2 separate regions of the Homo sapiens genome follow, and region 2 is linked to region 1. A link is a loop called in an ENCODE intact Hi-C map of the cell type or tissue named here. Cell type or tissue: PC-9. All regions are shown on one strand. Links, peaks and the distances in the headings refer to the core of each region. The heading gives the core; the rest is flanking DNA. Region 1 has its middle 18 kb from the start of TEX101. Region 2 holds the start of LINC03078 (long intergenic non-protein coding RNA 3078).

Region 1 (5,376 bases), core at 88-5,087:
TTCCTTCCTTCCTTCTTTTTCTTTATCTGTCTCTCTTTCTCTCTTTCTCCCTTCCCTTCCCTTTTTCTTTTTCTTTTCTTTCTTTCATCTTGTTCTGTTGCCCAGGCTGGAGTAGTGCAATCATAGCTCATGGCAGCCTTGAACTCCTGAGCTCAAGTGATCCTCCCTAACCACCCAGCTTTTCTTATTTCATCTATCTTTCCAATTAATTTGAGATCAACCCCAAACATATCATTTCACTGCTACATAATGAGGAGACAAAAACTTTAGTATCTTATAAGAACTCTTAAAAGAAAATGACCATAATATATTATCATATCTAAAAGTTATTAATAACTTGTTAATATAATTAACTATCTGGTCAGTGCCTTAAATTTGACTGGGGTCTCATAAATACTCCTTCTTTTTTTTTTTTTTTTTTTTTTTGAGACAGTGCCTCACTCTGTTATCCAGGCTGGAGTGCAGTGGTGTGATCATGGTTCACTGCAGCCTATTGACCTCCTGGGCTCAAGCAATCCTCTTGCTTCAGCCTTCCAAGTAGCTGGGACTGCAGGTACACCACCATGTCTGGGTTACTTATTTTTTTCTTTTTTTAGAGATGGTCTTCATGTGCTGCCCAGGCTTGTCTCCAACTCCCAGGCTCAAGAGGTGCTCCCTCCTTGGCCTCCCAAAGTGCTGGGATTACAGGTGTGAGCCACCACACCCCGCCATAAAACATTTCTTGCACAGTTGGTTTATTCAACTCATGAGAGAAACAAAGATCTACACATTGCATTTCATGGATCAGTATCTTAATTCTGTCTTAATTTTTGGATTCTCCCTCTTCCTCACTCCCTTCTCTTACAGTACGTTTGCTGAATAAATAGGGTCCTTTTTCTCATAGGGTTTGCAACATCTGGGATTTTGCTGGCTGCATCCCAGTTGAATCATTTATCATCCTTCTCCACTACGTGTTTCTCAAAAGGGAGACCATGATAATTTTTAAAAAATTAGCTTTATTGGCTGGGTGTGGTGGCTCATGCTTGTAATCCCAGCACTTTGGGAGGCCGAGGCGGGTGAATCACCTGAGCTCAGGAGTTCAAGACCAGCCTGGCCAACATGGCGAAACCCCATTTCTACTAAAAATACAAAAATTAGCCGGGTGTGGTGGCAGGCACCTATAATCCCAGCTACTCGGGAGGCTGAGGCAGGAGAGTCAAGTGAACCCAGGAGGCAGAGGTTGCAGTGAGCCAAGATCATGACACTGCACTCCAGCCTGGGTGACGAGAGTGAAACTCTGTCTCAAAAAAAAAAAATAGCTTTATTGAGGTGTAATTGATATGCAAAAGCTGCACATATTTGAGGTATACAGCGATGAGCTTTGATGTATGTATTCACCTGTGAAACCATCACCACAACCAGGGTAATGGTGAGAAATCAGCTCTCTCCTTCATTGTGGTGGGAGTGTAAATTGGTACAACTTTAATGGAGACAAATTTGACATCTCTTCATGTAACCAGCACAAACCCTCTTTGGTTCACCAATCCCACTATCCCACTATTCCACTTCTCACACTTGTGGCAAATGATACGTTTATAAGGGTGTATGTTGCAGCATTGTCTGAAATATAAAATGATTAGAAAAATCTCAGTGTCCAATACCAGGGTATAGTAAAACAGTCATGTAACACTCATGGAATACATGGCCACTGTTCTCAGTGCTCTACAAATAATCATTCATTTAATTTTCACAATAACTGGATGAGGTAGGTGCTATAATTAGGCTTTTTTTTTTTTTTTTTTTTTTTTTTTTGAGATAGAGTCTTGCTCTGTCACCCAGGCTGGAGTGCAATGATGTGATCTCGGCTCACTGCAACCTCCACATCCCAGGTTCAAGTGATTCTCCTGCCTCAGCCTCCTGAGTAGCTGGGATTACGGGTGCGCATCACCATGCCTGGCTAATTTTTGTATTTTTAGTAGAGATGAGGTTTCACCATGTTGGTCATGCTGGTCTCGAACTCCCGACCTCATGATCTGCCCACCTTGGTCTCCCAAAGTGCTGGGATTACAGGCATCAGCCTCTGTGCCCAGCTGGCTCATTTTAAAGATGGGGAAGCTGGGGCACAGAGAGGTTAAGTAGCTTGTCTAAGACCACACAGCCAGCCAAGGCTGCACTCACACCCAGGCAGTCTGTCTAGGGAGCCTGCGGTCTTTTCTGCTGTGTTGCAGTAGTCCAATTATGATTGTGCCATTGATGCAGCAATAATTAGTGGCTGGCTAATTATTTTATTTTTTGTAGAGACGAGGTCTCACTTTGTTGCACAGGCTGGTTTTGAACTCCTGGGTTCAAGCAATTCTCCCACCTTGGCCTCCCAAAGTGCTGGGATTATAGGCGTTGAGTCACTGTGCCTGCCTTTATGAGAATTATCCATGTTGTTGCATGGCATTCATTCTCATTGATGTATATAGCATTCCACTGTGATTTATTTATTCATTCTAACTGTTGAGGGCATTTGGGTTGCTGCCGATCTCTGGCAATTACAAATAGTGCTGCTAGGAACATTCCTGTACAGGTCATTTGGAGAACATATGTATGCATTTCTGTTGGGTATGTAGGCCAGGACCTGAAGGGCAAGGTCATAAGGTATGCATATGTTTATGCTAAATACTGACAGTTTTCCGCAATGGTTGTATATTTGAATCATGAGATTGTATTTCTCTTTCTATTTTTTTGTAGAGACGGGGTCTCACTATGTTGCCCAGACTGGTCTTGAACTCCTGGACTCAAGTGAGTCTCCCACCTCGACCTCCCAAAGTGCTGGGATTACAGGGGTGAGCCACCTGGCCCAGCCAGCAGTGACATTTCTGAATAGGCGAGGTCATGTGCGGCTGGGTTTTCCAGAGGATTTGGCTGTAGAGAGCTGAGGTGGGGAGAGCCCCCTTGTGGCTGGAGAGGGAATGTGAGCACCTGGGGCCCTGTTCTCCCCACCCCAGTGTATTCTCCACCAGGCTGGTCCTGCATTCTGATCCTTTGCGTATCTTGAAAGTACTGATACACTAGTTGTTGATTCTATTCTGTTTTATTTCAAACTTTAAAAATTTAACGTTTAAAATGGAGATAACTTACAGCATAAAACTGAAGTATAAAGCTCAATGAATTTATGTACATATCTTTGTAACCACCACCTAGGTCAGGATATAGAGCATTCCCGTCATATTAGAAGGTTCCTTTGTGCATTCTCCCACCCAATAGCGTGCAGAGGTGACCATTTTCTCATTTCTGTCACCACAAGTTAGGTTTGCCTGTTCCTAATGCTTATATAAAATGCATATACAATTATGTCTAGCTTCTTTCTTTTCTTTTGGTGTCCAGCTTTCTTTCTTTCTTTCTTTCTTTCTTTCTTTCTTTCTTTCTTTCTTTCTTTCTTTCTTTCTTTCTTTCTTTCTTTTTCTTTCTTTCTTTCTTTCTGTCTCTCTCTCTCTTTCTTTCTCTTTCTCTTTCCTTTCTTTTTTTTTTTTTTTTGATGGAGCCTTACTCTGTCGCCCAGGCTGGAATGCAGTGGTGCGATCTTGGCTCACTGCAACCTCCACCTCCTGGGTTCAAGCAATTCTCCTGCCTCAGCCTTCCAAGTAGCTGGGACTACAGGTGCACACCACCATGCCCAGCAATTTTTTTTGTATTTTTAGTAGAAAGGGGGTTTCACCATATTGGTCAGGCTAGTCTAGAACTTCTGACCTCAGGTGATCCATCTGCCTTGGCCTCCCAAAATGCTGGGATTACAGACGTGAGCCACCACACCCGGCTTAGCTTCTTTGCTTTTCTTTTCATTTCTTTTTATTTTTTATTTTTTTGAGACGGAGTTTCACTCTGTCACCCAGGTTGGAGTGCAGTGGCGCGATCTCAGCTCAATGCAACCTCCGCCTCCTGGGTTCAAGTGATTCTCCTGCCTCAGCCTCCCAAGTAACTGGGACTACAGGCATGCACTACCACGCCCGGCAATTTTTTTTTTTACAGAATCTCACTCTGCCGCCAGGCTGGAGTGCAGTAGCGCGATCTCAGCTCACTGCAACCTCTGCCTCCCGGGTTCATGAGATTCTCCTGCCTCACCCTCCCGAGTAGCTGGGACTACAGGCACGCGCTGCCACGCCCAGCTAATTTTTGTATTTTTAGTAGAGGCGGGGCTTCACCATGTTGGCCAGGGTGGTCTTGATCTCCTGACCTCGTTATCCGCCTGCCTCGGCCTCCCAAAGTGCTGGGACTGCAGGTGTGAGCCACTGCGCCCAGCCCTGTCTGGCTAATTTTTGCATTTTTAGTAGAGACGGGTTTCACCATGTTGGCCAGGGTGGTTTTGAACTCCTGACCTCAAGTAATCCACCCACCTTGGCCTCCCAAAGTGCTGAGATTACAGGCGTGAGCCATTGCATCTGGCGGTGTCTAGCTTCTTCTTCTTTTTTTTTTCTTTTGAGACGGAGTTTTGCTCTTGTTGCCCAGGCTGGAGTGCAATGGCGCGACCTTGGCTTACCGCAAACTCCGCCTCCCAGGTTCAAGTGATTCTCCTGCCTCAGCCTCCCAAGTAACTGGGATTACAGGCATGCGCCACCACACCTGGCTAATTTTGTATTTTTAGTAGAGATGGGTTTCTCCATGTTGATCAGGCTGGTCTCGAACTCCCAACCTCACGTGATCCATCCGCCTTGGCCTCCTGAAGTGCTGGGATTATAGGCGTGAGCCACTGCGTCTGGCAGTGTCTAGCTTCTTTCACTCAATATTATGTCATGATATTTGACCATGCTGTTGCATGTTGGTCCATGTGCTGTTATTTTTTAAAATTGCTGTGTGGCATTCCATTTTATGACTATACCACGTTTATTTATTCAAATGTATTGTTGATGGACATTTGGGCTCTTTCTGATTTTCGGCTACTATGAATAGAGTTGCTAGAAGCAGTCGTGTACGTAGACATGCAATCATTTTTCTTGGGTATATTCCCAGATGTGGATTGCTGGGCCATAGGAGATACATATGTTTAGCCTTAGGAGGTACCAGGAAACATTTTTTCCATTTTCATTCCATGGTGTAGTTTTTGTTTTTTTGTTTTGTTTTTTGAGACAGGGTCTCATTCTGTCACCCAGGCTGGAGTGCACTGGTGTGATCTCAACTCACTGCAACTTCTGCCTCCCGAGCTCAAGCAATTCTCATGCGTCAGCCTCCTGAGTATCTGTGATTATGGGTGCCTGCCACCACGCCCAGCTAATTTTTGTATTTTTAGTAGAGATGGGATTTTGCCATGTTGCCTAGACTGGTCTCGAACTCCTGAGCTCAGGTGATCCACCCGCCTTGGCCTCCCAAAGTCCTGAGATTACAGGCGTGAGTCATCATGCCCAGCCAATTCTGGTC
Region 2 (5,376 bases), core at 209-5,208, 100 kb after region 1:
AGCCCTCCCCTCTCTATTAAACCCGCGCTTCTGCTCAGCTCCTTGACCCACGTATTGTCTCATGGGATGAAGTCTCGCCCGATTTTAGGACGGCAAATAAAGCCACTTGAAGTCTTTATCTGTGCTAGTTTGTCCTGTGACAGCTCTGTGTATCTGTATGTGTACATGTGTCTCAGTTTCAATGAATCTGAGTATATATGTGTGTGTGTCTGTATATGTGAGTGTTTGCCTCTATGTCTGTATATATGTGTATATGTGTTTGCCTGTATGTCTGTATATATGTGTGTCTGTGTTTGTGTCATGTCTGTGTGTATGTGTGTGTGCATCTCTGTGTGTGTCTCTGTGTGTGTCTCTGTGTGTGTATATGTGTGTGTGTGTGGACAAGTGTGGAAGGAGAGCCATATCTGAAGAAGGCAAATGGCCTCAGCAGGTCCTAAGGACCAAACACACACAGAAGGGAAGGGGAAGCAGGAACCAGAAGGCAGGACTGAGAGGGGAGGGGACAGAGAAGCATCCTGGGCAGAGTCCCGCCCCTGCCCCTGGCCCTAGGAAGTGCTCCTGCCCTGAGAGAAGGCTCAGCACAGAGGGAGGAAAGACAGCAGAACTGGCAGTCACAGTAGCTCTGATCATCCTGGAGCTAAGCTCCTCTCCACAGAAGAGAAGCAGGCAGCAGAGACCATGAGGCCCCCCTCAGCCCCTCCCCGCAGAGGATGCATCCCCTGGCAGGGGCTCCTGCTCACAGGTGAGGGAGGACTCCCTGGGAGAGGGTGGGAGGAGGAAGCACAGAGACTGGCTGGTGTCTCCTGGGGAGGACGGAGCTTTGAGAGGGGATAGAAGGCTTCTGTTGAAGCCTGAATAGGGGAGAGGACATCAGAGAGGGACAGGAGTCACAGCAGGAAAATTACATTGAACTGGAATTGGAAAGGGGCAGGAAAACCTCAATTGCTCCGTGTTTCTAAGGCAGTAATCAGTGGCCACTAAATATTGAAAAATGATAAGGAAAGCAACCATTTATGTCACCATGGCACTGCAGAAAACAAACCTTCCCAGGGACTCCTGGGAAACCCCCTGCCTGGTCTGAGACCCGCTCTGAGGAAGCAGAGGGTAGGCTTGGGCCCAAGAGAGGCCGACCATGCCACAGGTGGGGGCAAAGGGGTGCTCCGGGGGAACTTACAGCCCAGGCAGGCTTGGGTAGCAGCAACGCAAGGAAGGCCCCCTACGTGCTCTGCACGCCTCTCTGGCATTTGATATCATGAAAAGAAAAGGAGAGGGAGAAAAGGGAGAGAAAAGGAAAAGAACATTCTTGGCATGTGGAGCCATCTATCGCTTTCTTAGTCCGTTTACTCTCTACTTAAAGGAAGCCTCTCCCTGCTACAATCTGGGTAACATCCATAAGAGGCGGGGATGTCCTGGGCAGCAGCAGCCATCTGGGGTCCTGAGTGTTCTCTCCCTTGGCCACCTCCTCCACCTCACTTCAAGGTCCCTGTTCAGAACACATTTCCACAACAGCACAAACGCTGTCCTCACCTGCCTACCTCAGACATTGGCAAATAAACTAATGTTTCTCATGGTTTAACACCATCTTCCTTGGTGCTGTCATTATGATAGTGAGTTCTCATGAGATCCAGTTTTCTGAAAGTGTGTAGGAAAGCATGTGGTAGAAAAGAAAAGCCCATGTTCAGGGGAGGAATTCAAGCAGGCTGCAGAAATTTGCATAAGTAAAGGGAGCGAAGTGCTAATAGCCAAAACAATAAGGAGAAGGCCTTAAAGGCATTTCAGAGACCTTTGCAGCAGCCCTTCCCATCACAGGACCAGAGGCCTAGGAGGACAGAATAAATTTTGGGCCAGGCCCAGGGCTCTGCTGCCCTGTGCAGCCTCAGGACACTGCTCACTGCATCCCAGCTGCTCTAGTCATGGCTCAAAAGGGTCAAGGTACAGCTCGGCCTGTTGCTTCAGAAGGTACATGTCATAAAGCTTGGCAGCTTCCATGTGGTGGTAACCCTGCAGGTGCACAAAGTGCAACAGTTTAGGCTTGGGAGCCTACATTTCAGAGGATATATAGAAAAGCCTGAATGTCCAGGCAGAAGCCTGCTACAAGGGCAGTGCCCTCATGAAGAACCTCTACTAGGGCAGTATAGAAGCAAAATGTGGGGTAAGTGTCTCCACACAGTTTTCACTGGGCCAGGAGCTGGGAGAAGATACCCACCATCCTCAAGACCCTGGAATGGAAGAGCCACTGGCAGCTTGCACACTGCACCTGGAAAAGCCATAGGCACGCAATGCCGGCCCATGAGAGTAGCCATGAGGGTTGAGCCCTGCAAAGCCACAGGAGTAGAGCTTCTCAGGGCCTTGGGAGTCTAACCCTTGCATCAGTGTGCCCTAAATGTGAGATATGGGGTCAAAGGAGATTATTTTGGAGCTTTAGTTTTAAAGACTGTGCTGCTGGGTGTCAGACTTGCATGGGGCCTGTATCTTATTTCTTTTGGCTTATTTCTACCTTTTGGAATTGGAGTATTTACCCAATGCCTAAATCCCCATTGTATCTTGGAAGTAAATAACTTGTTTCTGATTTCACAGGCTCATGGGCAAAAGGGACTTGCCTTGTCTCAGAAGAGACTTGGGACTTTGGACTTTACTGGTAATGCTGGAAAGAGGTAATGGACTGTTGGAAAACCATTGTTACATTTTGAAATGTGAGAAATGTCAGGCCTCTGAGCCCAAGCCAAGCCATCGCATCCCCTGTGACTTGCATGTATATGCCCAGATGGCCTGAAGTAACTGAAGAATCACAAAAGAAGTGAAAAGGCCCTGCCCCGCCTTATCTGATGACATTCCACCATTGTGATTTGTTCTTGCCCCACCTTAACTGAGTGATTAACCCTGTGAATTTCCTTTTCCTGGCTCAGAAGCTCCCCCACTGAGCACCTTGTGACCCCCGCCCCTGCCCACCAGAGAACAACCCCCTTTGACTGTAATTTTCCATTACCTTCCCAAATCCTACAAAACGGCCCCACCCCTATCTCCCTTTGCTGACTCTCTTTTCGGACTCAGCCCACCTGCACCCAGGTGAAATAAACAACCATGTTGCTCACACAAAGCCTGTTTGGTGGTCTCTTCACATGGACGCGCATGAAATTTGGTGCCATGACTCGGATCGGGGGACCTCCCTTGGGAGATCAATCCCCTGTCCTCCTGTTCTTTGCTCCGTGAGAAAGATCCACCTACAACCTCAGGTCCTCAGACCGACCAGCCCAAGGAACATCTCACCAATTTTAAATCAGGTAAGCGGTCTCTTCTTACTCTCTTCTCCAACCTCTCTCACTGTCCCTCAACCACTTTCTCCTTTCCACTCTTCAATCTCTCCCTTCTCTTAATTTCAATTCCTTTCATTTTCTGGGAGAGACAAAGGAGACATGTTTTATCCGTGGACCCAAAACTCCGGCGCCGGTCACAGACTGGGAAGGCAGCTTTCCCTTGGTGTTTAATCATTGCAGGGACGCCTCTCTGATTATTCACCCACGTTTCAAAGGTGTCAGACCACGCAGGGACGCCTGTCTTGGTCCTTCACCCTTAGCGGCAAGTCCCGCTTTTCTGGGGAAGGGGCAAGTACCCCAACCCCTTCTCTCCTTGTCTCTACCCCTTCTCTGCTTTTCTGGGGAAGGGGCAAGTACCCCAACCCTTCTCTCCTTGTCTCTACCCCTTCTCTGCTTTTCCGGGGGTGGGGCAAGTACCCCAACCCCTTCTCTCCTTCTCTCCACCCCTTCTCTGCTTTCCTGGGGCAGGGGCAAGTACCACTCAACCCCTTCTCCTTCACCCTTAGCGGTAAGTCCCGCTTTCCTAGGGGGCAAGAACCCCCCAATCGCTTATTTCCATGCCCCAACCTCTTATCTCTGCGCCCCAATCGCTTATTTCCATGCCCCAACCTCTTATCTCTGTGCCCCAATTGCTTATTTCCGCGCCCCAACCTGTTATCTCTGTGCCCCAATCCCTTACTTCCATGCCCCAACCTCTTATGTCTGCACCCCAATCCCTTATTTCCATGCTCCGACCCTTTCTCTGCTTTTCTGGTGGGCAAGAAACCCCCACCCCTTCTCCATGTCTCTACTCTTTTCTCTGGGCTTGCCTCCTTCACTATGGGCAAGCTTCCACCTTCCATTCCTCCTTCTTCTTCCTTAGCCTGTATTCTTAAGAACTTAAAACCTCTTCAATTCTCACCTGACCTAAAATCTAAGCATCTCATTTTCTTCTGCAATGCCGCTTGACCCCAATACAAACTGGACAGTAGTTCCAAATAGCCAGAAAACGGCACTTTCAATTTTTCCATCCTATAAGATCTAAATAATTCTTGTCGTAAAATGGGCAAATGGTCTGAGGTGCCTGACGTCCAGGCATTCTTTTACACATCAGTCCCTTCCTAGTCTCTGTGCCCAGTGCAACTCGTCCCAAATCTCCCGCCTGTCCCCTCAGTCCCAACCCCAAGCGTCGCTGAGTCTTTCTAATCTTCCTTTTCTACAGACCCATCTGACCTCTCCCCTCCTTGCCAGGCCAAGCTAGGTCCCAATTCTTCCTCAGCCTCCGCTCCTCCACCCTGTAATCTTTTTATTGCCTCCCCTCCTCACACCTGGTCCGGCTTACAGTTTCGTTCCGTGACTAGCCCTTCCCCACCTGCCTAGCAATTTACTCTTAAAAAGGTGGCTGGAGCTAAAGGCATAGTCAAGGTTAATGCTCCTTTTTCTTTATCCCAAATCAGATAGCGTTTAGGCTCTTTTTCATCAAGTATAAAAATCCAGCCCAGTTCATGGCTCGTTTGACAGCAACCCTGAGACGCTTTATAGCCCTAGACCCTAAAAGGTCAAAAGGCCATCTTATTCTCAATATACATTTTATTACCCAATCTGCTCCCGACATTAAATAAAACTCCAGAAATTGGAATCTGGCCCTCAAACCCCACAACAGGACTTAATTAACCTCACCTTCAAGGTGTGCAATAACAGAAAAAAGTTGCAATTCCTTGCCTCCACTGTGAGACAAACCCCAGCCACATCTCCAGCACACAAGAACTTCCAAACGCCTGAACCATAGCAACCAGGCGTTCCTCCAGAACCTCCTCCCCCAGGCGCTTGCTACACGTGCCGGAAATCTGGCCACTGGGCCAAGGAATGCCCGCAGCCTGGGATTCCTCCTAAGCCGCGTCCCATCTGTGTGGGACCCCACTGAAAATCGGACTGTTCAACTCACCTGGCAGCCACTCCCAGAGCCCAAGGAACTCTGGGCCCAAGGCTCTCTGACTGACTCCTTCTTGGCTTACCGGCTGAAGACTGACGCTGCCTGATCACCTCAGAAGCCCCGTAGACCATCACGGACGCCGAGCTTTAG

Evidence for each region. A loop is a pair of places that touch in the nucleus more often than their neighbours do. Peaks named below come from ENCODE experiments on the same cell type or tissue, not always from the same donor. Only the 100,000 strongest peaks of a DNase experiment are listed, where the experiment ranks them.
Region 2: it touches region 1 in a loop (5-fold over the local background); 4 of 110 quality-filtered maps call a loop at or near these places.

What each region holds. Positions count from the first base shown.
Region 1 is chr19:43,430,597-43,435,972 of GRCh38, reverse strand. No RefSeq gene overlaps it. Among named protein-coding and RNA genes, the nearest start is that of TEX101, 18 kb to the right of the region's middle. In PC-9, for the core only: CTCF peaks have their summits at 2,741 and 2,951 (motif pointing left); a DNase peak (open chromatin) is centred at 2,912.
Region 2 is chr19:43,326,710-43,332,085 of GRCh38, reverse strand. LINC03078 (long intergenic non-protein coding RNA 3078) reads left to right here and starts at 578. Exons shown (of 2, transcript NR_186343.1): 1 at 578-742; 2 at 2,578-3,097. In PC-9, for the core only: no CTCF peak of the experiment used is centred there; a DNase peak (open chromatin) is centred at 2,845; H3K4me3 peaks cover 4,886 bases; H3K27ac peaks cover 4,216 bases.